Regions from separate parts of the Homo sapiens genome. Here region 2 is linked to region 1. Evidence: read pairs that join two places in POLR2A ChIA-PET (ENCODE). Cell type or tissue: PC-3. All regions are shown on one strand. Links, peaks and the distances in the headings refer to the core of each region. The heading gives the core; the rest is flanking DNA. Region 1 holds the start of LOC107985034 (a long non-coding RNA gene). Region 2 has its middle 12 kb from the start of TMEM94.

Region 1 (5,375 bases), core at 166-5,165:
TTTTTGGTAGAGACGAGGTTTCACCATGTTGCCCAGTCTTGGAGAACACTTTAAAATGTTACTGCCCAGAACAAAGGGGAGGTAGAAGAGTCTAACCTGCTCATCTTTAGAGCCTTCTTCAGAAAGAAACCCACTCCTCTCTGGGTCTTCATCTGTTTTAAGATTTTGTTTTTTAAGGAGGTCTCGCTATGTTGCCCAGGATAGTCTCAAACTCCTGGGCTCAAGCATCCTCTTGCCTTGGCTTCCCAAGTAGCTAATTACAGGCACATCTGGCTATTTAACTTCAAATGACTCCTCCAATCAGTAGGCAGGATTTATAGTGACAAAGAGAAAAGCATCTAACCAGGGAGAACACTGAAACCATCTCAAAAAGAAGACACAGTACACAGTGTTTCAAAATGTGGATATTGTTTACTTGAAGCAACAGTCCAGGATTGTGAAGTACAACACATTTTAAGGATGAGACTTTCCTTTCATGGTCAAGCACCAGCATCATGCACACAGCATCAGGTTATTTAAAACAACACGCCTGTGGGACCCCGTTCCTGGAGGAAGACCCGCTTCAGTGTGATTGCCTCCCTTGCTTCACTGCTTTTAGTTCCAGGCAGTTTCATTGTACATCCAAGCCTTCCTCTGCGTGAGAGCAAAGGCTTTGCTCATCAGCCAGCCAGTCTTGTTACTATCTGGCTACTTTTTAAGGTTAAAAAATAAAAGGCAGTTTCTTTGCTTTGCAGGCGGCAAGGCAGGAGGCGCAGGCCTCTTCATTGTTCACATGTCACAGGAGGAGGCTCTGAGCAAAGGCCACTGGCAAGTTAGGGCAACACCAAGAAGGCTCTGCGGAGAGACTCCCTGTGGGTTGGGGCCTGGCAGGAACGGTGCCTGTGGACTGTTTATGGTCTGTCCAGTTGAGGCTTGGTAAACCCAAGTAAAGTGTTAAAAACCTCAGTACAAAAGATCCTCTAACACATCTGGAACCAAATTATTTCTTCTTAAAAACACAGTACTAAGTGTCACAAAGCTTTCCCTCCAATCTACTACTAGAAAACACTCATGCCATGGCCCACAGACCCAAGAGTCAAGGACAGAGAGAAACCTGTTCTTCAAAAGAAAAAAAAAAAAGACAGCAGTACATAAAGTGCTTCTTTTTAATGAAACAAATCCAAGAGATGTACAGTCAGGCTCAAGTTGTGCAGTTCACAAGCATGGAGGAAACAGACAGAACGACAGCGTTCAGGACAGTCAGAGCTAACCCAAGACGAGGCTGGACTTGCCGCCAGGGGGATTTCTTCTGGATGGCACTGGGGCCGGGGCCACCGGGCTGGGCACAGGCGCAGCAGGCACGGGCTTCTCTTCACTCTGCCCCAGGCTGCCTGGCAAGTCTGTGTCCACATTTTCTATGAAAACAGGGAATAGAAATAATACTCATAATGACAGCCATTTCCTGTTAAGATCAAGGATCTGTTTCTCTTTTTCTTTTTTTTTTGGTTTGATGGTTGGAAACATACCTAAAAGCATAAACAAAATAATCACCCACCATGCTCCCACTCCACAGAATTAACCATTGTTCATCTTTTCCCATATTTGTTGTTTATGTTCTTTTCTAAATTACACAAATATATAAGGACATGAAGTTTTTTTTTGTTTTGTTTTGTTTTTTGACGGAGTCTCGCTGTTGCCCAGGCTGGAGTGCAATGGTGCAGTCTTGGCTCACTGCAACCTCCACTTCCCAGGTTCAAGCAATTCTCCTGCCTCAGCCTCTCTAGTAGCTGGGATTACAGGCGCCTGCCGCCATGCCCGGCTAATTCTTGTATTTTTAGTACAGATGGGGTTTCACCATCCTGGCCAAGCTGGTCTTGAATTCATGACCTTGTGATCCACCTGCCTCGGCCTCCCAAAGTGCTGGGATTACAGGCGTGAGCCACCGCGCCTGGCCCAAGGACATGAAGATTTTTAAATAAGAACAGGGAACTCTAGCTCTACGGCCCCTTCCAGCTCCGGGTGGATCCTGCTCCCCCTATTCCCAGAGGTCCCACTGCAAGTCCTGTGCAGCCTTCTAGTCCACTTGTTTTATGTATATTTACATGTAGCCAGATAACATGTAACATGTTTTGGTTATATTTAACATAAATGGTATCAACTTCTTTTTTTCACTCTTGGAAATGTATCCATATTTACAAACAGGGTAGTAATTCGCCTTGCTTATTAACTGTATGTTTTCAAATCCCTCACCTCACTGTCAAGCTTCATTGCTTTATAGTAATTATCACATGATATAGGCTATTTATCCAATTCTCTGACAGCAAAAAAACTGGAACCCATCCAATTTTCCAAATGAATTGTCTCTCATTAGGGTTGTTTCTAAACCGGGAAAAAACTGATTCAAAGTGCAAAGTGAATGCAAAAATTCTATATTTTCTATGAAAGGAAACTTTTACTAAGAGCTTAATAGTATACATATTTTTAGTTTTTTTGTTTGTTTGTTTTTTGTGGAGGGGTGGGGTGGCAGGTGGAGGATATTGAGACAGGGTCTCACTCTGTGGCCCAGGCTGGAGTGCAGTACCTCAATCACAGCCCACTGTAGCCTCAAACTCCTGGGCTCAAGCAATCCTCCTATATCAGTCTCCCAAATAGCTGGGACTACAGGCGCGCACCACCACAACTGGCTATTTTTGTTTTTTTTTTTTTTTTATTTTTAAAAGATGGGGTCTCCTTATGTTACCCAGGCTGGTCTCAAATTCCTGGACTCAAGTGATCCTCCCATCTCACCCTCCCTAAGTGCTGGGATCACAGGCATGAGCCACCTTCACCCTTCACACAGCCTAGTTTTCCTTTTTTTTTTTTTTTTTTTTTTTTTTTGAGACAGGGTCTTTAACCTCTGCCTCCTGGGTTCAAGCAATTCTCCTGCCTCAGCCTCCCGAGTAGCTGGAATTACAGGCATGCACCACCATGCCTGATTAATTTTTGTATTTTTAGTAGAGACGGGGTTTCGCCATGTTGGCCAGGCTGGTCTCAAACTCCTGGCCTCAAGTGAGCCACCTACCTTGGCCTCCCAAAGTGCTGGGATTACAGGCATTAAGCCACTGCACCCGGCCTAGTTTTCCTTTTTTTTCTTTAGTTGAGATGGAGTTTCACACATGTTGTCCAGGCTAGAGTGCAACAGTGCAATTTCGGCTCACTGCAACCTGTGCCTCCCGGGTTCAAGCAATTCTCCTGCCTCAGCATCCCAAGTAAGTAGCTGGGATTATAGGTGCCCGCTACAACGCCCGACTAATTTTTTGTATTTTTAGTAGAGACAGGGTTTCACCATGTTGGCCTGGCTGGTCTTAAACTCCTGACCTCAGGTGATCCAACCTGCCTTGGCCTCCCAAGGTGCTGGGATTACAGGCGTGAGCCTCCATACTGGGCCTTAGTTTTCTTTTTAATAGCAAGTTTATTTCAGTGTTAACCAATCAAATTCAGTTGCATATTCTAAGATATTCGTAAAAATATTTCATAGAATCCCTTTTGCCTGAAAAGGCAGTAAGGGCAGTTAATAATGCTCCTATATTAATGGATTTTTTTTTTTTTTTTGAGACTGTGTCTCATTCCATCGCCCAGACTGGAGTAAAGTAGCGTGATCCTGGCCCACCACAACCTCCGCCTCCCAGGCTCAAGCGATTCTCCTGCCTCAGCCTCCCAATAGCTGGGGTTATAGGCGCCCGCCACCATGCCCAGCTAATTTTTTGTATTTTTGTAGAGACCAGGTTTCACCATGTTGGCCAGGCTTGTCTCAACCTCCTGACCGCAAGTGATCCACCCACCTCAGCTGCCCAAAGTACTCAGATTACAGGCGTGAGCCACCATGCCCGGCCAAGAAGAGGTCTTTAACACTTACTCTCAATTCATGTACTTATCTCATGATAGGCTAGAAGCAAACAAACCTCCCTCTTCTGTGGCTGCAGTATTTCTCATTGGACAGACATTTATTTTATTTATTTATTTTTCATGCTTTGTTAATGTTAACATACTACTGCTGCTTTTAACATTTCATGAATTTCTGGAACATTCTATGGGAGTAACATAAAATGTTCTATACTATTTAACTACAAGCAAAAATAGAGTATGAAGCTTTTCAGAATGACAACTGTCACAATTATGAACTAAAACTCAGAGAGGGTCACCCATTAGTTTCCTTGGTTACATCCATTGTAAAAGAAGCAAGATCAAATGCACTGGATCAGACACACAAGTCCTACAATAAGTGTCCCTGAAATAACCTAAATATAATTGTAAATATAAAAGAAAAACAAAACTCCACATTTAAAATATTCAAGATAAAGAGAATTCGGACTGAGACAACTTGTTAGTTCAAGCAGTTTCATTTCTGCTGGTGGGACATGGCCTCCTGCTATACATACAGGATCTACTGAAGTCTTCATTCTCTCTCTGAATCCAGCAGTTAATGAACATTCTGAAGAACAAAAAATTATCTTGCAGTCCTGCCATAGTGGTTTATTTTCATAAAATCCTCTTCAGATGAATCAAGCTCAATACTACTAATCTTATATTTGTCTTACATTATTACTAGAACTGTTTTGTTTTTCACAAATACATAACATACTAATAAAGAAGAAGAAAAAAATAAAAAAGCACCTATGGAGACTAAACAAGCAGCAGTAGGCCTTACTTTAAATGTCTGTCCAGGCCAGGTGCAGTGGCTCACACCTGTAATCCCAGCACTTTGGGAGGCCAAGGCAGCTGAATAACCTGAGGTCAGGAGTTTGAGACCAGCTTGGCCAACATGGTGAAACCCCGTGTCTACAAAAGTACAAAAATTAGCTGGGCGTGTGTGCGCGCCTGTATTCACAGATACTCGGGAGGCTGAGGCAAGAGAATCACTTGAACCCGGGAGGCGGAGTTTGAAGTGAGCCAAGATCGTGCCACAGCACTCCAGCCTGGGCGACAGAGTAAGACTCCGTCTCAAAAATAAATAAATGTCTGTCCAGTCAGAAGTACTCCACCCACAGAGGAGGGAGGTTTGTTTGTTTCCAGCCCATAATGAGATAAGTACAGGAATTGAGAGTAAGTGTTCAGAAACTTTGATTTATTTTTTCAGATGGAGTCTCTCTCTCTTGCCAGGCTGGAGTGCAGTGGCGCAATCTATCTCCACCTCCCAGGTTCAAGCGATTCTCCTGCCTCAGCCTCCCAAGTAGCTGGGATTACAGGCGCGTGCCACCACGCCTGGCTAATTTTTGTATTTTTAGTAGAGACGGGCTTTCACCATGTTGGCCAGGATGGTCTTGATCTCTTGACCTCATGATCCGCACACCTCAGCCTCCCGAAGGGCTGGGATTACAGGCATGAGCCACCGCGCCCAGCCAAATGTTTAGAAACTT
Region 2 (5,375 bases), core at 145-5,144, 310 kb after region 1:
ACCCCGTCTCTACTAAAAATACAAAAAAATTGTCCAGGTGTGGTGGCGGGTGCCTGTAGTCCCAGCTACTCGGGAGGCTGAGGCAGGAGAATGGCATGAACCCAGGAGGCGGAGCTTGCAGTGAGCCGGGAACTCCAGCCTGGGCGACAGAGCGAGACCCCGTCTCAGAAAAAAAAAAAGAGAGAAATGATGGGTTGTGACTTCCAGGGATAGATCCTAAGAGACATTGAGGCCTCCTCCTTGTTCTTGCTTGGATCATTTGCTCTGGGGGAAGCCAGAAGCCATGTCCTGAGGACACTCAAACAGCCCAGTGGAGAGTCCACATCATGGGAACTGAGGCCTCCTGTCAACACCCAGCATTAACTTTTCATGTGAGTGAGGCACCTTGGGTGTCCTAGCCCCAGCCAAGCCTTCCAATGACTGCAGCCCTGGCTGAGATCTTGACTTTAACCTCATGACCCCAGAGCCAGGATTAGCCATCAGAGCTGCTCCCAGATTCCTGACCCACAGAAACTGTCTGAGATAATAGATGTGTATTGTTTTTTTTAAACTCTCTCTCTTTAAATTTTTTTTCCTTTGCTTTTCCTGTAAGTCAGGAAACAAAGATACATGTATTTATTTACTTATTTTTTTTGAGACAGGGTCTCGCTCTGTCACCCAGGCTGGAATGCAGTGGCGCAATCTAGGTTCACTGTAACTTCCACCTCCTGGGCCCAAATGATCCTCCAACTTCAACCTCCCAAGTAGCTGGGACTACAGGCATGTGCCACCATGCCCAGCTAATTGTTGTAGTTTTTGTAGAGACAGGGTTTCATCATGTTTGCCAAGGTGGTCTGGAACTCCTGACCTCAGATAATCCATCTGCCTCAGCCTCCCAAAGTGCTGGGTTTACAGGCATGAGCCATCACGCCTGGCCCAGATTTGTATTGTTTACGGCACCAAATTCCAGGCCAATTTATTATGCAGTAATAGACTACCAATATACCATAAGGACTTGGGATTTTAGTCTAAGTATGATGGAATGCCATTTAAGGAGTTCATGCAGAGGAGGGTCATGACCTGACTTCTGGTGTGGAAAGACCTTCTGGCTACTGGGTGGAATCTGAATAATAGGGAGCTAGAGAAGAAGCAGGGGTCTAGTTAGGAGCTTTTTTTTTGAGACAGAGTTTCACTCTGTCACCCAGGCTGGAGTGCAGTGGCGCGATCTTGACTCACTGCAAACTCTGCCTCTCGGGTTCACACCATTCTCCTGCCTCAGCCTCCAGAGTAGCTGGGACTACAGGCGCCTGCGAGCACGCCCAGCTAATTTTTTGTATTTTTAGTAGAGACGGGGTTTCACCATGTTAGCCAGGATGGTCTCCATCTCCTGACCTCGTGATCCACCCGCCTCGGCCTCGCAAAGTGCTGGGATTACAGGTGTGAGCAACCACGCCCAGCCGGAGCTTTTTTTTTTTTTTTTTTTTTGAGATGGAGTCTTGCTCTGTCGCCCAGGCTGGAGTGCAGTGGCACAATCTCGGCTCACTGCAACCTCCAGCTCCCGGGTTCAAGTGATTCTCCTGCCTCAGCCTCCTGAGTAGCTGGGATTACAGGCGCCCACCACCACGCCTGGCTAATTTTTGTATTTTTAGTAGAGATGGGGTTTCACCATCTCAGCCAGGCTGGTCTTGAACTCCTAACTTCATGATCCACCCGCCTTGGCCTACCAAAGTGCTGGGATTACAGACATGAGCCACTGAGCCCAGCCTTTGTTTTTTTTTTTTTTGTTTTTGATTTTGAGACAGAGTCTCCCTCTATCGCCCAGGCTGGAGTGCAGTGGCATGATCTTGGCTCACTGCAACCTCTGCCTCCCGGGTTCAAGTGATTCTCCTGCCTCAGCTTCCTGAGTAGCTGGCACTACAGGCACATGCCACCACGCCCAGCTAATTTTTGGATTTTTAGTAGAGACGGGGTTTCACCATGTTGGCCAGGATGGTCTCGATCTCTTGGCCTCGTGATCCGCCCACTTTGGCTTCCCAAAGTGCTGGGATTACAGGTGTGAGCCACCACACCTGGTGTTAGGAGCTATTAAACTAGTACAACAGGTGTTGATGATGGCCGGGACCCAGGTTGTAGAGTTGGAAATGACAGAAGCGGACATATTAGGGTTATAATTGGAGTTAGAACCCACAGAACTTGCTGACAGATGAATATGGTAAGGGAGGCAAGGGAAGAAATCAAACATGCCAGGTTTTGGCTGAAGCAACTGGATATTCGGCGGTGCCGTTTCCTGCCAAGGGGAGGCGGCTGGGATTACCGGCACCATGCCCGGCTGTTTGTTATTTTTAAAGACAGTGTCTTACTCTGTTGTCTTGGCTAGAGTGTATTGAAGCTGTCATAGCTCACTGAGGCCTCCAACTCCTGCCCTCGAGCAATCTTCCTGCCTCAGCCTCTCAGAAAAAAGTATTTCTAAGATGGAGAAGGGTGGGCCAAAAATAGCTCTAACTGTTTCAGGAAGCATGTCTTGTTACCCTACAAGGCCCTGACCATTCACTGACAAAGAGTGCTTCTCTGCGCGATGTTTGACTGCCTCTCCAATACTCTCCATCCTGTTTCAAACAATGTGTCTCCCTCTGTAGATGAGCCAGTGTTCTACTGGACTGGGAGGAACCCAGCTACCTCCTCCCATTAGCGTACCTCCCATATTGAAGCAACTCAGTTTTTTATTATTTTTTGAGACGGAGTCTTGCTCTGTAGCCCAGGCTGGAGTGCAGTGGTGTGATCTTGGCTCACTGCAAGCTCCGCCTCCCGGGTTCATGCCATTCTCCTGCCTCAGCTTCCCAAGTAGCTGGGACTGCAGGCACCCGCCACAACACCCGGCCAATTTTTTTTGTATTTTTAGTAGAGACGGGGTTTCACTGTGTTAGCCAGGATGGTCTCAATCTCCTGACCTCGTGATCCTCCGGCCTCGGCCTCCCAAAGTGCTGGGATTACAGGCGTGAGCCACCTCGCCTGGCCCCAACTCAGTTTTAGAGAACCCCAGAGGCAGCTATATAAATATTGTTTAGGTACAGCAGGGGGCTTCTTTGGCCCTTATAGATCTAGACACTGTTACTTAAACCCTGTTCGAAAGACTTCTTTGAGGCCGGACGCAGTGGCTCACGCCTGTAATTCCAGAACTTTTGTAGGACAAGGTGGGTGGATCACTGAGGTCAGGAATTCGAGATCAGCCTGACCAACGTGGTGAAACCCCATCTTTACTAAAAATACAAAAATTAGCCAGGTGTGGTGGCAGGCGCCTGTAATGCCCCCTATTCAGGAAACTGAGGCAGGAGAATTGCTTGAACCTGGGAGGCGGAGGTTGCAGTGAGCCGAGATCACACCATTGCACTCCAACCTGGGCAACAGAGCGAGACTCTGTCTCAGAAAAAAAAAAAAAAAAAAAAGAAGACTTCTTTGCAGGATCATAGGATCATATGTTCTCATGGTTGCTTCTGGTTCCCATGAACTGGTTTACTTGAGGGACTCTCCCCCCATCCCATGGGTGTAGTTCCTTATCCAAGAGCACAGACTGAGATGTGAAACATACCCTTGCCACTTGTCACTAAACCAACTGCTCACACAAGGTTTCTATACATGTAGAGATCTCTGTAGGACAGTTGGGAAGATGCAGGGATTTACATCGTAGAAACGTGAGCAGCTTTCAATTCAGTGTCAGTGTTTTTTCTCCAAAAGTCCTCTGCCATTTCCACCGTTCAGGCTCCAGCTTCCTTACACATGGCTCAGCCTTCCTCTCTGCTCTCTCCTCTCTTTCTCTTCCAATTCTAAATTTTTGGTTCATTTTTAAAATGCATGCTGGGTGTGGTGGCTCACGCCTGTAATCCCAGCACTTTGGGAGGTCGAGGCGGGAGGATCTCTCGAGGTCAGGAGTTTTAGACCAGCCTGGCCAACACAGCAAATTGGAGTTAGAACCCACAGAACTTGCTCTACTAAAAATACAAAATTAGCCAGGTGTGGTGGCGCACGCCTGTGATCCCAGCTACTTGGGAGACTGAGGTGGGAGGATTTCTTGAACCAGGAAGGCAGAGGTTGCAGTGAGCCTAGATCACACCACTGCACTCCAGCCTGAGCAACAGAGCAAGACTCCATTTAAAAAAAAAAAAAAAAAAAAGCAGCTGGGCATGGTGACTCACGCCCTGTAATCCCAGCACTTTGGGAGGCTGAGGTGGGTGGATCACCTGAGGTCAGGAGTTCGAGACCAGCCTGGGCAACATAGTGAAACCCTGTCTCTCCTAAAAATACAAAAAATTAGCTGGGAGTGCTGGTGGGCACCTGTAATCCCAGCTACTAGGGAGGCTGAGGCAGGAGAATCGCTTGAACCCAGGAGGCAAAGGTTGCAGTGAGCCGAGATTGTGCCATTGCACTCCAGTCTGGGCAACAAGAGCGAAACTCCATCTCAAAAAAAAAAAAAAGCAGTCACTCCTCATTCTTCTCCCCACACCCCAGCCCCTGGCAACCATTTATGGCTGGGCATGGTGGCTGTCACCTGTAATGCCAGCACTTTGGGAGGCCGAGATGGGCAGATCACCTGAGGTCAGGAGTTCGAGACCAGCCTATCCAACATGGTGAAACCCCGTCTCTACTAAAAATACAAAAATTAGCCACGTGTGGTAGCGCGTGCCTGAATCCCAGATACCCGGGAGGCCGAGGCAGGAGAATCGCTGGAACCTGGGACATGGAGGCTGCAGCGAGCCAAGATCATGCCACTGTACTCTAGCCTGGGCAACAGAGTGAGACTCCGTCTCAAAAAATAAACAAATAAAAATAGGCCAGGCGCGGTGGCTCACGCCTGTAATCCCAACACTTTGGGAGGGTGAGGCGGGCGGATCACGAGGTCAGAAATCGAGACCATCGTGGCTAACATGGTGAAACCCTGTCTCTACTAAAAATACAAAAAATCAGCCGGGCGTGGTGGCGGGTGCCTGTAGTCCCAGCTACTTGGGAGGCTGAGAATGGCGTGAACCCGGGAGGCAGAGCTTGCAGTGAGCCGAGATTGCGCCACTGCACTCCAGCCTGGAAAACAGAGTGAGACTCCATCCCAAAATAAATAAATAAATAGATAAATGAATAATAAATAATAAAATAAAATAAAATAAAAACAGGCCAGGCATGGTAGCTCATGCCTGTAATCCCAGCACTTTGGGAGGCAAAGGGGGGTGGATCATTTGAGGTCAGGAGTTTGAGACCAGCCTGGCCAATATAATGAAACCCTGTCTCTACTAAAAATACAAAAATTAGCTGGGCATGGTGGCAGGTACCTGTAGTTCCAGCTACTCGGGAGGCTGAGGCAGGAGAATCACTCGAACCTTGGAGGCGGAGGTTGCAGTGAGCCGAGATCG

What was found. Peaks named below come from ENCODE experiments on the same cell type or tissue, not always from the same donor. Only the 100,000 strongest peaks of a DNase experiment are listed, where the experiment ranks them.
Region 2: POLR2A ChIA-PET joins it to region 1 with 10 read pairs; 5 of 35 experiments call an interaction of 5 or more read pairs at or near these places.

Annotation. Positions count from the first base shown.
Region 1 is chr17:75,134,857-75,140,231 of GRCh38, forward strand. JPT1 (Jupiter microtubule associated homolog 1) reads right to left here. Exons shown (of 5, transcript NM_016185.4): 5 at 392-1,394. The coding sequence ends at 1,246. It overlaps LOC107985034 (a long non-coding RNA gene), which reads left to right and starts at 1,394. Exons shown (of 2, transcript XR_007065907.1): 1 at 1,394-5,375. In PC-3, for the core only: no CTCF peak of the experiment used is centred there; no DNase peak of the experiment used is centred there.
Region 2 is chr17:75,441,905-75,447,279 of GRCh38, forward strand. No RefSeq gene overlaps it. Among named protein-coding and RNA genes, the nearest start is that of TMEM94, 12 kb to the right of the region's middle. In PC-3, for the core only: no CTCF peak of the experiment used is centred there; no DNase peak of the experiment used is centred there.